Regions from separate parts of the Mus musculus genome. Here region 1 is linked to region 2. Evidence: chromatin loops called from intact Hi-C (ENCODE). Cell type or tissue: heart. All regions are shown on one strand.

The links. Peaks named below come from ENCODE experiments on the same cell type or tissue, not always from the same donor. Only the 100,000 strongest peaks of a DNase experiment are listed, where the experiment ranks them.
Region 1: it touches region 2 in a loop (2.4-fold over the local background); 6 of 42 quality-filtered maps call a loop at or near these places.

Annotation. Positions count from the first base shown.
Region 1 is chr11:28,688,579-28,696,578 of GRCm38, forward strand. 2810471M01Rik (RIKEN cDNA 2810471M01 gene) reads left to right here. Exons shown (of 3, transcript NR_045906.1): 3 at 3,811-4,698. Among named protein-coding and RNA genes, the nearest start is that of 2810471M01Rik, 11 kb to the left of the region's middle. In heart, no CTCF peak of the experiment used is centred here; DNase peaks (open chromatin) are centred at 4,433 and 4,923; H3K27ac peaks cover 640 bases.
Region 2 is chr11:28,607,563-28,615,562 of GRCm38, forward strand. No RefSeq gene overlaps it. Among named protein-coding and RNA genes, the nearest start is that of Gm34075, 26 kb to the right of the region's middle. In heart, a CTCF peak has its summit at 3,389 (motif pointing right); no DNase peak of the experiment used is centred here.

The DNA of each region.
Region 1 (8,000 bases), 81 kb after region 2:
CTCAGGGCCAAACTGAGCTAGACTTGGGAAGAAAATCATTTGACACCATATGGAGATTTTCACAACTGTACCAAATTCAGATTTCCCAACCTTAGCTCAGACGTGCTGATTCTGTATCTCCAGAAATCTGTTTTTGACACCCTGCTAGGTGATGTCAGTGTTCCTTGACTGTAAACTCACTGGGCAATGAATTTCATGTCATAAACTGATTTATGCCTCTAAAATGGATTGGCACCCTTCTCTTTGCTAAATATTTTCTCACCTTTCCAGATATATTTGTTTTCTAGATACTAATTGGTCTCCCTTCTGGTGTTTTACCTGGTTTTGATATAGAACTTTGGCTTGTGTGAAACATGAACTTTTGTCACAGAGCCCTCCTCATGTTTACTGCTGCTGCCCTACTACTGGCACAGGGAACTTGTCTTGCACCTCACCTATCATCTGTATCCAAAGAATCAGTTTCTACAATTTCATTACAGATGGTTGTGAGCCACCATGTGGTTGCTGGGATTTGAACTCGGGACCTTCAGAAGAGCAGTCGGCACTCTTAACCACTGAGCCATCTCGCCAGCCTGCTAACAGAGTTCTATAACGCATAAGGAAACATCATTTCTTACATAAGAAGCTCATGCTATTAGGAGACAATAAACTTAGTACAGTGAAGTACACAGATCACAGGGGCAGACAGACAGACTAGATTAGGGTGTCACATACACAGCAGCGGAGGTGGGTGGGAGACACAGAGACACACACCTTAGGGCTGTTAGACTATCTGGGTGATAAAACACACCACACAACAAACATTGAAGAGCTAATCACAGTACTCAGAGAGTAGTAATACCTGGATAAATGGTAGCTGTTAATCATATGGGACCCACATTATAGACAGTCAGCACAGGTTGGAAGTCCAACCCAAAAGCTTTCTTGTTGGTTGTTTTTGGGAAAACTAATCTCACATTGAGGCTCAGTTTCATCATTTCTAAGTAGGAATTCACATTGCATTTTAGGATGCTGTAAGGTTTAGGTAAAGACATGTAAATTCCTAGCACTGTGCCTGAAGATATTTATTGTGTTAGTTTTTTAGTTTCCACGTGGTTCACACAAACCAAAGTTCTATGTTAAAAGGAGGCAAAACATTAGAAGGGAGACAGATTGGTATCTAGAAAGTACAGATGTCTCTGGAAAGGTAAATAATAATAATAATAATTAATGAAGGGAAGGGTACTTGTTCATTTTAGAGACATGAATCAGCTTGTAACATGAAATTCACTGCCCAGTGTGCTCTAAAGCCAAGGCACACTGGCAACACCTAGCAGGGGGTTAGAAACAGATTCAGGGAGATACGGAATCAGCACATTTGAGCCAAGATTGAGAAATCTGTACTTGGAACAGTTGTGAAAAATCTCCATATTTAGTTATTTAATTTAGTGATATAGATACATTACCATTGTTCCAACTTAGAATTCTGCAACTGACATTTGAGATATATTGTCAGAGAAATACCAAGTGTTCTCTCCTCTCTGGTATGGCTCATGTCAAAGGAAGACAAGTGTCAATTTGAAATTTCTCTGAGGAAAGCAACATTGGTTAGCTCTAATTATATGCCTCATTTCATCAAGAAATTGCTATGAGTCAGTAGAGTAAGATTTCTTATGAGTAGAGCATGAAATAATTAAAATGGGGCTTTCTACTCGGTCATGTACACAGTCTGGGCTGGGAGGAGGTAGTATGCCATTTCACATTTTATACTTGGCAATGGAAATGCATTGCTTATAGTAGAAAGCTGGAGTCTTTCTCAGTCAGGTGAGCAGGCTTCGAAAGTTTCAGCTTGCTCTTGAACCTCTGCCTCCTTCTTTTGTGCAGCTCTGCCCCTGCTTAGACAGCAGTTCTGACCTAGTACAAAACACTGCAAAGCCAGCATTCCAAGACAAGAGTCTCCTCTTCTCCTCTCCACATTGGAGCCAGAACCAAAGCCCTATCTTGTACTCCAGACTCAGTAGTTTCTTGAAGACCCTCTTACAACTTCAAGCCTCTGAACAGAGTGACAAATGTCACAGCTGCACTTCTTACTCAGAGCAATCTGAAAAACCATCCACAGATGGTTCCCAGGTCTTAGGAGTCTGAATACTCGTGATTTTTTAATAGTGGAACTTAAAATATGACAATAGTTTGTTTTTCCTTGTAAAGAGGGTTTGGTTCTAGACATTTAAGTCTTGGGGGGTCTTCAAACTGTTATTTATTATCTATTTCATTCAATAAAAGGCACTAAATTATTAAGATGTAGAAACACAAATCAGAGCGGGAAAAGCTTCCCATACACTCATGTGTGAATGCATATGCAGGTATGTGCAGGCATGTACAGGTGTGTACACACATACATATGCATGCATACACACAAAAAGCATAATCTCATGTTATATTTTTACCATTAAAGGGCAAGATATTACACTGGAAATCCCAGTATCCACAAATGTGCATGCTGGCATCTCTGTACCCTCAAGCACCTTCCTTCCATGGCTTGGCATGGGGATAGCACAGCCTACTCCAGGTCTTGAATCTCCTAGCTACTTGCTCTTCTTAGCCTCTGTCAGGTTTGAAGGGGAAAGCCTTCACTGGAGTCTCTTGTGAGAGTGTATGGAATTCTCACATCCTGTCTGAGGCTGTACCTTCTGGGATCCTTGATATTGGATGTTCCATATTGCTCCGGCCATTACATCAGGCCCAACTCTGTACATCCCAACCACCCTCACTTCAGCTGACTAAGCATTTGGCATTTTGCTGCAATAGAATTTTCTTCAGTTACAATTTAAACTCTCTTTTGTTCTCTGTCAATCAGTGACCCTTACTGAGTTTCTATATTGTGCTAGGTGCATGGAAAACAAGCATGAAGAAATGCAGTCTATCCTCAAAGCAGTTATCAACAATTTATTTCTCCTTGGAGACCTGAAGTATCCCATATACTTTTCCCAGTGAGCCAGAGACCTAAACCACAGGCAAGTGATAGAAAGCAAACACAGAAACTAAAACTGATGCAGAGTCAAGGGCTCCCAAGGATCTTTGCAATGTGTAATCTGCATGCAAGGACATGTTGTACCCATGTTCTCCTATGGCTCTTCCATCTTCCTGCACAAATGTGACTTCCCCTCCCTCAATGTTGCTTGAATAATTTGCACATATCATCTCTCATTTAAAACTTTTCAACAACCATAAATCATACTTACCAAATCAACAAGAGGCAGAGAGAAGGAGTAGGAATATACCTACCATAGAGGGATAGCAGATAAATTCTTACCTGCCCTGCCACCAAACTAATAATGCCTGGAGCAAATCAGCTCACCCCTCCAGACCACAGCCTTCTCTTTAGAAAAACAAGTCAGTTGAAGTAACCCTGTCAGTACAAGTGGTACACACTGCATGTGCATGTGTCCTCTTAAACATTAGAACTCTATGAAATATCAAGCATCTTGGCTCATTTCATAGAAAAAGAAACTGAGGCACTGAGCAATAAAACAGATTTGGTCCAAGTTCTGTAACAAGCAAGCAGACGAGAATTAAAATACATGCCTTCTCTTTTGAGCACCTCCTCCATTGATCTCCAAGCTAGGCCATCCCCCAGTAGATGAGATTTACTGGTACTAATGACCTCCTTGGTGCTCATTTTATTCAGGTCTGTATGTGTAGAATGACTGCTGAGAGCTCATATCACATAGACTTTAGACCAGCTCAGCAAAGAGCATACAGAAAGAAAACTATGAATCAGGACTTCATCATCCTGAGACTAAAATAAACATCCTCCAAATGTTTTCTCAGGTACTTTAGAGAACAGCTGCATCCTGTGGAAGCAGAGAAGGAAACAGCAGCATCCACTAGAAAGCAACACTGGGAGTCAAGACATGACAATATCCAAATAAAAGCTCAGAATATGGCTTATTCTCCAGACCAAGGCCATAACGTAGTGCTCTCACCCCCATCACCAAACCAGGTCTCATGTTCTCTAGGACTTTTTCTTTGATTTAGCAGGGAGCCACTAAATCCATAGGAGTGACAGAATAGAGCCCTCCCTCCCCTTGACATTCTTTCTCTGAGCACCTTGGTGGATATTGGGTCTCTTGTAACAACACTATAATGTCTTGCTGCAATTGAGGTCATGGCCTTGCACAGCCCTTGAAGCACAGGTGCTTGTGGGCTGGGGCTTGCTATATGATGAACTACATCTCTAGCCAACTAAAGAGTAGTCTCATCTTACAGCATCTGCTAGCATCTCCTCCTGCTTCCTCTGCCACAACAAATAGCAGAACCATTGCTTCAAATGCCACCTGTAATATCCTAGTCCATGAAGCAGCTGCTTCTTGCTAGGACACACGGTGCTTTCCCATCAAGCCCTGCCCCCACCCTCCCCTCCTTCTGGCACAGACTTCTGAGCCTTCTGGCTCTGCTGTCATCTGTTCCAGGATGCCTTTCCTGTCCCTGAGCAACACGAACAGCTTTTCTCAGGGTCCACAGGGAATTTCCTGTGCTTTCCTCACAATTTTGCTCTTCAATGTGGTTTCTCCACATCTGGTCTGTGTTTTCCTCTTCAAAGAGCTTAGAGCAGTGCCTGTCCCCTGTAAATATCTGCTTGATTTTTCAAACAGCCTTCCTCCAATCATTAGAAGAATACAGTCTGTAAATATACAAAATAAAAGTAGGGATCCTTTGACTTTTGTTTTTTCACTCTCAAATTGTTCAGTTGTGAAAAAAAAAAACCCTACTTTAAAATAAATTGTTGACTGACAGAGATGATGAGAAAGGTGAGAAAAGGCTTGCTGTAACAATTATGTACACGGCCTGTCTCAAGTTTCTGAGTACATACATGCCAAGCCAAGACCTGCTAATTGGACCTCCAGCACATCAAGGTCCTTGCTGCACAGCTGCTGTTTACCCCAGCTCCAGAAGAATATGAGCAAAGTAGCCAACACCAGAAGGCATCCATGCTCTATTGGGCATTTCATCACCCTTGCCAAGATAGAGGTTCAACAAAGGCAAGAGCAGCTGGTGTGTTTTGTCACCCACCACTCCACACATACCTCTAACTTCAGTTGAAAACCAAGAGTGTTATTCAGAATTTTGACAGAGAATTGTTTAAACAATTCTGATGGAAAAGGTAAACTTTTCCTCTAGAGACATCAAAGTTGGTAAATGTGAAAATTCTCCCAGGATTTTCATGCCTCAGAATTTCTTATACTAATACCCTGTGTGCTAGTGTGAGGTGCCTGAAAACCATTAGTAGTGTGGACATTGTTTCTGACAGCCAGATGTATAGGTCTACAGGGGAGGAACTAGAGGAAATTGTGTGAGGCATTGCTTTGAAGATTATGTCCTGGGAGCATGGAGCCTGAGGGTGTCCTGCTGCATATAGGTGAATACAGGCTATCTTTGGACTTATGAATGACCTGCCAGCAAACTTTGATTAGTGTTCACTTGATCAAAGGCAGGAGTTACTGAATGGCAAAGGGACCTCCTTCACCACAAAACACCAAGAACTTTAGCAAAGGATCACTTTTTAACAAGTGGATAGACTTTTTGTTCCCTAATTCATCTTTCTTGACTTTTTAATGTTATATATACCATATTTTTGTTCCTGTACTGTGCCATTCAGTAAGCCTTGAATGTCGGGAGAACTGAATGGAGCTCAAGCACTGAGCCCTTAATAAGGATGAAGGTCCAAATGTGACTGTGTTGAGAATCAACAGAGCATTGCCTTTCTCACATGTTTCTTTACCCATAGAAGCTTGTGCCTTGCAGGTTCCAAAGCTAGAAGGCCTAAGGTGAGAGGGTGACACTGAAAATCACAGCTCCCTGAGAGCACCAGCGCAGGGAATGGAGGGACAATTGCAGAGAGACAGTTTCATTCCATAAAATGTCAAATTGCACAGTAGTAACTATAGCAGCAATAGCTAGAAGATGTGAATAAGAATGGGACTTTCCCTAGTCCACTTTCCTAAAGCAGACTTCTGGAAGGAGTACCCCATTGTCCATCGACCTTTGACAGACAAACCCAGGGGGCCGAATTGCATACTCCTTCCCCTGAGTTCATTTTCCAAGCATTATAATCAATTGGACACTAGTTGTCAATTTCTACACCTTCCTTTTGTCTCAACATATTCTAAGGCACTACGTAATGGTTGTAGTTAGGAGCACCCTTTAGGTTGTGTATAAGAGGGTTAACAGTACATTAGCATGCCCACTATCAATCAGAAAATTGCAGGTCAGCTCCTTGAATGATATGTTGCTGAGCACATTAAATTCTTGAACTCAGCAAAAATATGCAAACACTTTTACTCCTGAAATTATGGTTTAGGAGGGTGGAGTAAATGGACAGTAAGGAGGATGATCAATTTAGAATGGTTTAAATGGAACAATAATGGATTGCTACTTTTTCATCTTATCTAGTGTAGAAACTAAGTGCCCATGCTATCATTTTAGTATGAAGGAGATGGTGATGAGTAAGAAATCAAAAATAACTTTCTCGGCCTCTGCTTATGTGGCAGTACTTAAGCACCTGGGACACACACAGTGCCTTGACAGGGAGCCAATAGATATTTACCAACTGATAGCACTGGAACAAAGTGAAGAACAAATCGTTCTCCTTTCTTCTGGACATTGTAGACTTCACTTTCCATCTAAGCTTATGCAACTCCGGGCTCTGGTTACCATAGATTCCAAAGTTTATTATTAACCTCCCATGTAGTACTCCTGAGTGACTCTCCATGACACTACTCTCCACACCAAATAGAATACACATCCCTCTGTACTCTAGAGTCTATATTTTCTATAAGATGAAATCAAGAAAGCCCTGCACTGAGAACTAATCGCATCCTCTATTTTCTATTCCATATTGGCTGGCCCCCATAAATTTTGGTGAAAATAATGACTGGTCTGTTTTTTAGAGAAAGTTTGCTGGCCCTCTTTTTGAGATAAAAAATAAAAAACAAAACTTAAGCTCTCTTCTTTTAAAACTTGAAGTACTCTTGGGTATGAAATTTAAACACATAAATCCATAAATTTAGTCCATGTTGTTATGGGTAATTCTGTGGGAGCACATAGTCTATGTGCAATCCACTTTTCTCTTTGAAGAGTAAATGAGGATGCCCATTTTAGTACAGCTAGTTCCTCCACAACATGCAAGATCATCTCAAACTATAAATTCTATTTTAGAAATAGATATAGAATAGACTTTTCAAACAGATGTATACAGCATATACTCAATATTGACATGTGAAATGTCCTTTTAACTATGACTAAGATACTGTCATCAAGTGTGACATTAGTTAGCTGCATCAGCGACCTGAGACTATAAACACAACAATTAGCAGTTTTGAGTTTTCGTTTCTTCTACAATTGTATTTTGATATCTAAGCTCTGGAAAATGTCAATATGCTAGTTAACTATACTAATCTGCATTAAATGTATATTTTAAATATTAAAGTTATTAATGTAACCATACAAAATACTATGTACTACTGAGATATAAAAGACATAGTCCCTGCTCTCAGAAAATTTTAAATCTAATGGGAACACTTTATAGATTTTTAAATTTCATATAATGAATATACATAAGGAAAGGAGATTTTGCTTAATTTAAGCAATTGTGTAAGTATTATTTCCCCAACAGTGAGGAAAAACCCAAATGCACCCCTAAAACCTTCCTCCAACTTTCCTAGGTTTCATGAAGACTGGAATTCTACTATATTCTGCAAATTCACTTCTTTTGCTTAAGCAGGATCCCACTGCCCTCCAGTGTCAGTGAGCATATTTAATTATAGGCATGTAAAATAGTACAATCATTTAAATACATTACTACAGTAGGTTACTTTTTTAAGGCAATCAGATTTATGAATTAGCCATAAATGAGTTAATACGTTGTTATATTATCTATTAAATCATTTTCCCCTGTTTAAAACAAATAAACAACAAAAAAAACAAAACAAACAAAACAGGATCCCAGTCCCATAAACTCT
Region 2 (8,000 bases):
TCCAAAGTGGGATCCAACTCAAGGGGAGGTCCCAAGGCCTGACACTATTACAGAGCGCTCACAAAAAGGGATCTATCATGACTGCCCCCCCAAATGACCCAAGAAGCAGCTAAAAGAGTCAGATGCAGATATTTGCACCCAACCAATGGACTGAAGCAGCTGACCCCTGTTGTTGAATTAGGGAAGGTTGAAAGAAGCTGAGGAGAAGGGCGATACTGTAGGAGGACCAGCAGTCTCAATTAATCTGGATCTCTGAGATCTTTCAAACCTCTATGGACCACCAAACAGACAGCATACACCACCTGATATGAGGCCCCCAACACACATGCAGTAGAGGTCTTTCGGGTCTGTGTTCATTCAGAGATGATACACCTAACCCTCAAGAGACTGGAAGCCCCAGGGAGTTTAGAGGTCAGGTAGGGTGGGGGGGTCAGAGCATCCACATGGAGATGGGGTGGGGTCAGAAGGAGATGTGTGATGTGGAGCAGTTGGAGGGTGGATGAAGAGGCAGATAATGGAATATGGAGTGTAAAAAATAAATTAAAAATAAAATTAAATAAATAAAAAAGAAACTCAAAGTAGACCAAATATCAGAGAACAGAAGAACTGGTGGGACAGAGGTAGGAAGTTGCCTCTATATTGGGGAAGACCTAAAGGGTGGTCGTTGGAAGTGATGAGCTTGTAGAGGGGAGTTTACTGACAAGCTTAGAAACCCTAAAGCCTCAGAACCACATGGCACATTGCTGACTTCTCCAAGGGGCCTCACGAATCACTTTGTCTGTCTACCCATGTTTTAAACAATGTGGAACAAAAAAACCTTAGGAATTTAGAATGAGGACAAAATAGCCTCTCTCTCTCTCTCTCTCTCTCTCTCTCTCTCTCTCTCTCTCTCTCTCTCTCTCTGTGATACAGCCCTTTGGCTAGTTTCCACTGTATGGAGTTAAAATTAGCAGCTGTCTGTATGGAGGAGACCTTCACCATATTCTAAAATCTGCTTCTACCTTGATATTTGGACTTTCCAAACCCCAGAATTGAAAGAAAGAAGCACATTAGTTATTTAAAACATCAAGCAAACAAAAATACTTATTTGGATCATATACCTTGATTTTGAGTGCCAACTGGACTTTCAATACCAGAAATGGGTAGATTTCTCCACTCAGTAGGGTAGAGCCAGCCTTAGAAGTAAGTGCAAAGAATGTTCTTTGTTTCCTGAGAACTTCCAAAGGAACTGACAGACAACAGGCTGTTCCACAGGCAATGCCCACCAGATCAAGCCTTTCCTATCTAAGAGAAAAGCAAGTGAATATATGAGCCAAGAGTCAGAGAGTGCACTGTAATATTTAGCTCAGCTCCATCCTCATAAAACAGACAGGAGTTCCCTCTTGACATCAACGAAGCAAACATGGAAAGAGATTTCGGTAGAAATCATAACATTGCCACAAAATAGAGGAATGCAGTACATAAGATAGTGCTAGCAGAAGACAGCCAAGTCTACATCCTCACAATAAAAAAAAAATTAGCAGATATCATTAAAATGGAAAATCAAGAAATCGTACTATGCTGTAAATGTAAACAGCCAAAGAAATAGCTAAAAATCAGCCGTAAAACCTGCAAATTGAATATTAGGCTGGAGGGGATGAGGGTGGGTGCCTCCTGCCACTGTGATAGGATGACTTTAGATAACATGCTTTAAAACTTTACATGAGGCTGGATCCCATAAGCTTGCTGATAGCTGACCATCATGGCATTCAGAAATGACAGTATCATATGCCATATACATAGCTCAACTTACGTTTTAATAGAAAATTAATTTGAAATAATTTTAAATTCTTTAAAGAATGGAAAGGACACTTCATATTTAAGGTACCCCTTTCCCTTTCTCTCAATTCTGATTGCCGTGCCTCCCAGGACCTCCTTCTCTATACTCATGTATTTGGCTTATCTGGTGTTTGTGTACCTTTACCTGTGGCCATCTTCCCTGCTAATTCTCCACCATTGAGGTAAAGGCTCTGCTAATGTCTCTAGAAGCCATCATAAACATTAGTTTCATGGTGTAGGACCTCAGTACTTTTAGAATAAATAAATGTCATTTCTTCATCTGACTGGTTGGATAAACTTTTAAGATTTAGGGTTATTATCTTCCTATTCTAGGACTCAACATCTTCATCAAGCTTATGATTTTTCAATTTGCAGAATCCAGTCTCTTCTTTCTCTCCTTCTCCTTCTCCTTCTCCTTCTCCTTCTCCTTCTCCTTCTCCTTCTCCTTCTCCTTCTCCTTCTCCTTCTCCTTCTCCTTCTCCTTCTCCTTCTCCTTCTCCTCCTCCTCCTCCTCCCCTTCTTCTTCTCCTCCTCCTTTTCCACCTCCTCCTCTTCCTCCTCCCCTTCTTCTTCTCTCCCTCTCTCTTTCTCTCTCTCTCTCTTATACTTCCTCTCTCCCTCCCCTTGTCTTCCTCCCTCCCCTACCTCCCAAGGAAGCCTATTTTCTTTCATACATGTAGTTCCATCTTCACTAATCATATTCAGACTCTCTCTGAATTGTGACAGGATATATGGTCCCCTTAGGAGAACTGGAGGCTAAGCAGTCAGCATCTCTGTGATGAAACTCTACAAAATAACCTCAGTATAACCATCATTTATTCTCCATTCTTATTCCATGCAAATTAAACAAATAAGTTTATCTTCTTCTCTTGGAAGTCTGGAGTCAAGATCTGTGCCTCATCAGTATACTCCAGGAATACCACCACTTTAGTGAAGCCAAGGTCACTCTCATCTCCACCTTCCCATTAGAATGAGACCTAAAGTACCAACTGCTCAATTACCTTGAAACTAAACAGGGCCACAGAGCTATTCAGAAGTCCCTGTCTCTGTGAAGGTGTCTATGGGGGTCCACAGCACAAACAAGGAAATATTAGAGCCAAGTAAAAGAGCAGTATCAATCACACAGTTCTCTAAGTCAAACCAGCCAAGAGCAGAGATGCTCAACCTGGTAATGCATCCCTCATGTTATGTTCAGCCAAATGTATATGTGATGATCTAAGTGAGGGCAACCCCACTGATGGAAGTACCAAAGGCTCATCCTCTGTCACTCAGATAGAGAGCATGGGTGAGTCTTTCTCACTGAGACCCCACTTTTCGTTTGTATCATGAAAGTGCAAATGTCTTGAAAGTGGTAGGATTTTAAGAAAATACTGAAGGTTTCTGTAGATGTCTAATGTCTGACCAAATATTAAAACAAAATATCACAAATATTGCATACTAGAGTTGGCATGACAATTTCCAGTATTAAGCAAACATCACATCTCTTCTTTTGTTTTCTTCTGCTTTACATTTAAGTTCTTTACCCTTGCAACACTTTTTAAAAAAAATCTATTGTTCTGCTTCTCCAGTAGATGGCAGCCTATTACAACTTTCAATTGCTTTCTGCCTACACACTCATTTCAGTCAACAAAATAATTAGACAAACTAGATAGACAGACAGACAGACAGACAGACAGACAGACAGACAGACAGATAGATAGATAGATAGATAGATAGATAACAGAATTCAATTTTACATACAGGAAACTATAAAGCTATTCAAATGTTTTAACTTTTAAGGTTTTTTTGTTTTATTTTGTTTTTAAGCCTAGAGTTCTGCATAAATACTGTATTACATTGCTCCTACCATGCTCTCCTTTTGGTATCAGGAATTGACTTGGTAGATTACCTCTGAACCCAGTGACATAACCCATAGGCTACAGGGACCCATGAATCTGTTGCCATGGCAATCACATTTCCAGAGTCCACTTCCCACCCTTACCTGCAAGCAGTTACCTCAGGGCCTAAATAAAAGGCAGACTCATCAGGGAAATGCAAATCAAAACAACACTGAGATTCTACCTCACACCACTCAGAATGGCTAAGATCAAAAATTCAGGTGACAGCAGATGCTGATAAGGATGTGGAGAAAGACGAACACTCCTCCATTGCTGGTGGGATTGCAAGCTGATACAACCACTCTGGAAATCAGTTTGGCAGTTCCTCAGGAGATTGGACATAGTACTACCGGAAGATCCAGCAATACCTCTTTTGGGCATATACCCAGAAGATGTTCCAACTTGTAATAAGGACACTTGCTCCACTATGTTCATAGCAGCCCTATTTATAATAGCCAGAAGCTGGAAAGAACCCAGATGTCCCTCAACAGAGGAATGGATACAGGAAATGTGGTACATTTACACAATGGAGTACTACTCAGCTATTAAAAATAAAGAATTTATGAAATTCTTGGGCAAATGGATGTATCTGGAGGATATCATCCTGAGTGAAATAACGCAATCACAAAAAAGCACACATTATATGCACTTACTGATAAGTGGATATTAGCCCAGAAATTAGAATATCCAAGATACAATTTGGAAAACACATGAAACTCAAGAAGAAGGAAGACCAAAGTGTGGATACTTTGTTCCTTCTTAGAATGGGGAACAAAATACCCATGGAAGGAGTTACAAAGTTTCGAGCTAAGACAGAAGGTAGGCCCATCCAGAGACTGCCCCACCTGGAGAACCATCCCATAAATAACCACCAAACCCAGACACTATGGCAGATGCCAACAAATTTTGCTGACAGGACCCTGATATAGATATCTCTTGTGAGGCTATGCTAGTGCCTGGCAAATACAGAAGTGGATGCTCATAGTCATCTATTGGATGGAACGCAGGGCCCTCAATGGAGGAGCTAGAGAAAGTACCCAAGGAGCTAAAGGGGCCTGCAACCCTATAGGAGGAACAACAATATGAACTAACCAATACCCCCCACGCCCCCCCGAGCTTGTGTCTCTAGTTGCATATGTAGCAGAGGATGGCCTAGTCGGCCATCAATGGGAGGAGAGGCCCTTGGTCTTGTGAAGATTATATACCCCAGTATAGGGGAACCCCGGGGACAGGAAGCAGGAGTGGGTGGGTAGGGGAGCAGGGCAGGGGGAGGGTATTGAGGACTTTCAGAGAGGAAACTAGAAAGGGGAATCGCATTTGAAATGTAAATGAAGAAAATAGCTAAATAAATACTCTAAAGTCTAAAATTAAAAAAAAAAAGCAGACTCTTCCTGACCTTCACTCATTTTTTCTCCTCTCTCTCTTTTCCCCTTTGTCTCTGTCCCCCCACCCCCTTTCTCCACATACAAATAAACCTCGGCCACAGGGAACCGCATTGACCTGGTGTGGTCTGTCTGGACTGGAGCCGCCCCCAACATAGGAGCTAGAGAAAGTAACCAAGGAGCTAAAGGGATCTGCAACCCTATAGGTGGAACAACAATATGAACTAACCAGTACCCCGGAGCTTGTGTCTCTAGCTGCATATGTATCAGAAGATGGCCTAGTTGGTGTTGCAAACTTTATATTCCCCAGTACAGGGGACCGCCATGGCCAAGAAGTGGGAGTGGGTGGGTGGGGGTGGGGGGTAAGGGGGAATGTTGGGATCGCATTTGAAATGTAAACGAAGAAAAGACCTAATTAAGTAAATAAATAATTAAGATAACCAATATAAAATTTAAAAAAAAAGAAAGAAAAAGGAAAAAGAAAGAGGAGAGGGCTGAGTCTAGCCAGGCAATTAAGTATCTTAACTGAAGATTTTAACCTATCCTTCCTCTCCTCGAAATCTAACACTTCAGGCTAATTCCCCGCTCTATAGCAGAACACTTGCAGTATGATCCATCCCTCTCTGACCCTCATCTCTAATGAATCACCTAGACATTCTCCTCCAACCTTACTTTCCCAAAGTCATCACATTATGCCAGCCCACAACTCCAGCACAGCATTTCCCAGAAACATGCTGGCCTAACAAACCAGGGAGACAGGTAGTCTAATTGCAGATACTCCCCTCTCTGTCATCTCCACCAAATCCAATCACTAGGCCTTACCCCATCTCTGTAGCAAACCACATTCTCCAGCCTTCACCCTCCCCCAATTCCATATCTTCTTCAACATCTTTTCTCATTTATACTGTTAAAACAGCCCCCAACTACAACAGTGTTCCCTGGAAACCCACCATCCAAGCCTATCAGCAAAGTAGGCAGGCCAGCTTTAGATGTTTATACCCCTCCCTCCACATATCCATCTCCTAGTATCATGACCAGTTTTTTTATTGAATATTTTCTTCATTTACATTTCAAATGCTATCCCAAAAGTCCCCTAAACCCTCCCCTTCCCGCCCTGCTTCCCTACCCACTCACTCCCACTTCTTGGCCCTGGCTTTCCCCTGTACTGGGGCATATAAATTTTGCTAGACCAAGGGTCCTCTTTTCCCAATGATGGCCAATTAGGCCATCTTCTGCTACATATGCAACTAGAGACATGAGTTCTGGGGGGCTAATGATTAGCTCATATTGTTGTTCCACCTATAGGATTGCAGACCCCTTCAGCTCTTGGATACTTTCTCTAGCTCATGACCAGTTCTATACAAGACTCCCTGTTGTGACCTCTCTTTACTCTCGGACCCCATTCCTAGGGTTTAAGCAGATCGGGTGGAATATCCTTCTTCACTTTCTCCCGTGGAGCCTTTAGCCCCATTCTTCCAGCCTATACATATGGCTAAGTATCAATTCCAAATGCTCAGAAACACATTTTATCTAGAATACCCAGTAGCCTCACCTATCAGGATCCTAGAAGTATTCCCTACCAGGAAACACACAGCTACCACATATGGAAAAAAAAAAAAAAACCTAGAAATAAAATATTCACCCAACATGAAAGAGAAGATATAGGGACCTAAAACACAGAAACAGCCAGGAAAATATGTCTCCACTAAACCCAGCAGCACTTCCACAGTAGTCTCTGAGTATTACATCACATCTGAAGCACAAAGACCTTAAGACAGCCCTTATGAATGTTATAGATCTCTTTAAAGAAGAAATTTCTTAAAGAAATCTATGAAAACACAAACAATGAAAGGAAATGAATAAAACTCATCAAGACCTGAAAGTGAAAATAGAATCAATAAAGAAAACCCAAACTGAGGGAAATATATAAATAAAAGTTTTAGGAACTTGAATAAGATCCTCAGAGGCAAGTCTCACCATCAAAATATAAGAGATAAAAGAAATTAAATTTCAAGCATCTAAGACACAATAGAAAAAAATAGATACTTTCATCAAAAAAATGTTAAATTTAAAAAACTTTTGTCACAAAACATCTAAGAAATCTGAGACATTGTGAAACACCAAATCTAAGAATAATAGGTAAGAGAGAGAGAGAGAGAGAGAGAGAGAGAGAGAGAGAGAGAGAGAGAGAGAGAGAGAGAGAATGCAGATCAAAGGCACAAAAATATTTTTCATCAAAGTCATGTATGAAAATTTCCCTAAAAAAGAAGATGCCTATCAAGGTACACAAGACATACAGAACACCAAATAAACTGGACTAGAAAACAAAGTCCCCCCAGCACACAATACTCAAACCACTAAATATAATAAACAAAGAAAGAATATTAAATGCTGTGAGGGAAAAAGACCAAGTACCATGAAAAGGGAGACCTATTAGAATTTCTCTTGACTTCTCACTGAAGGCTCTAAAAGTGAGAGGGGCTTGGACATGTGTGCTTCAATATCTTAAGAAACCAAAGGTGCCAGCCCAGACTACTATAATTAATACTACTATAGTTCAATTACTATAACTGAGAAATAAGACAATAAGATTCTACGATAAAACAAAATTTAAGCAATATTTATGTACAAACCCAGTTCTACAGAAGGCTCTAGAAGGAAAACTCCATCCTAAAGAGTGTAATGACACCAATGCAAACACAAGGAATGATTAATCCCTGACCAGCAAATCAAAAAGAGAAACACACACACACACACACACACACACACACACAAGAAATGAACCTTAACCTCCAGTCAAGACATCAGCTCAAAGGCAAAAGGATGAAAAAGATATTTCAAGCAAGTTACCTAATGAACAATCTGATGTAGCTGTTTTAATATCTGACTTTCTGTTAGTCTATGTCTTTTATTGGAGAATTGA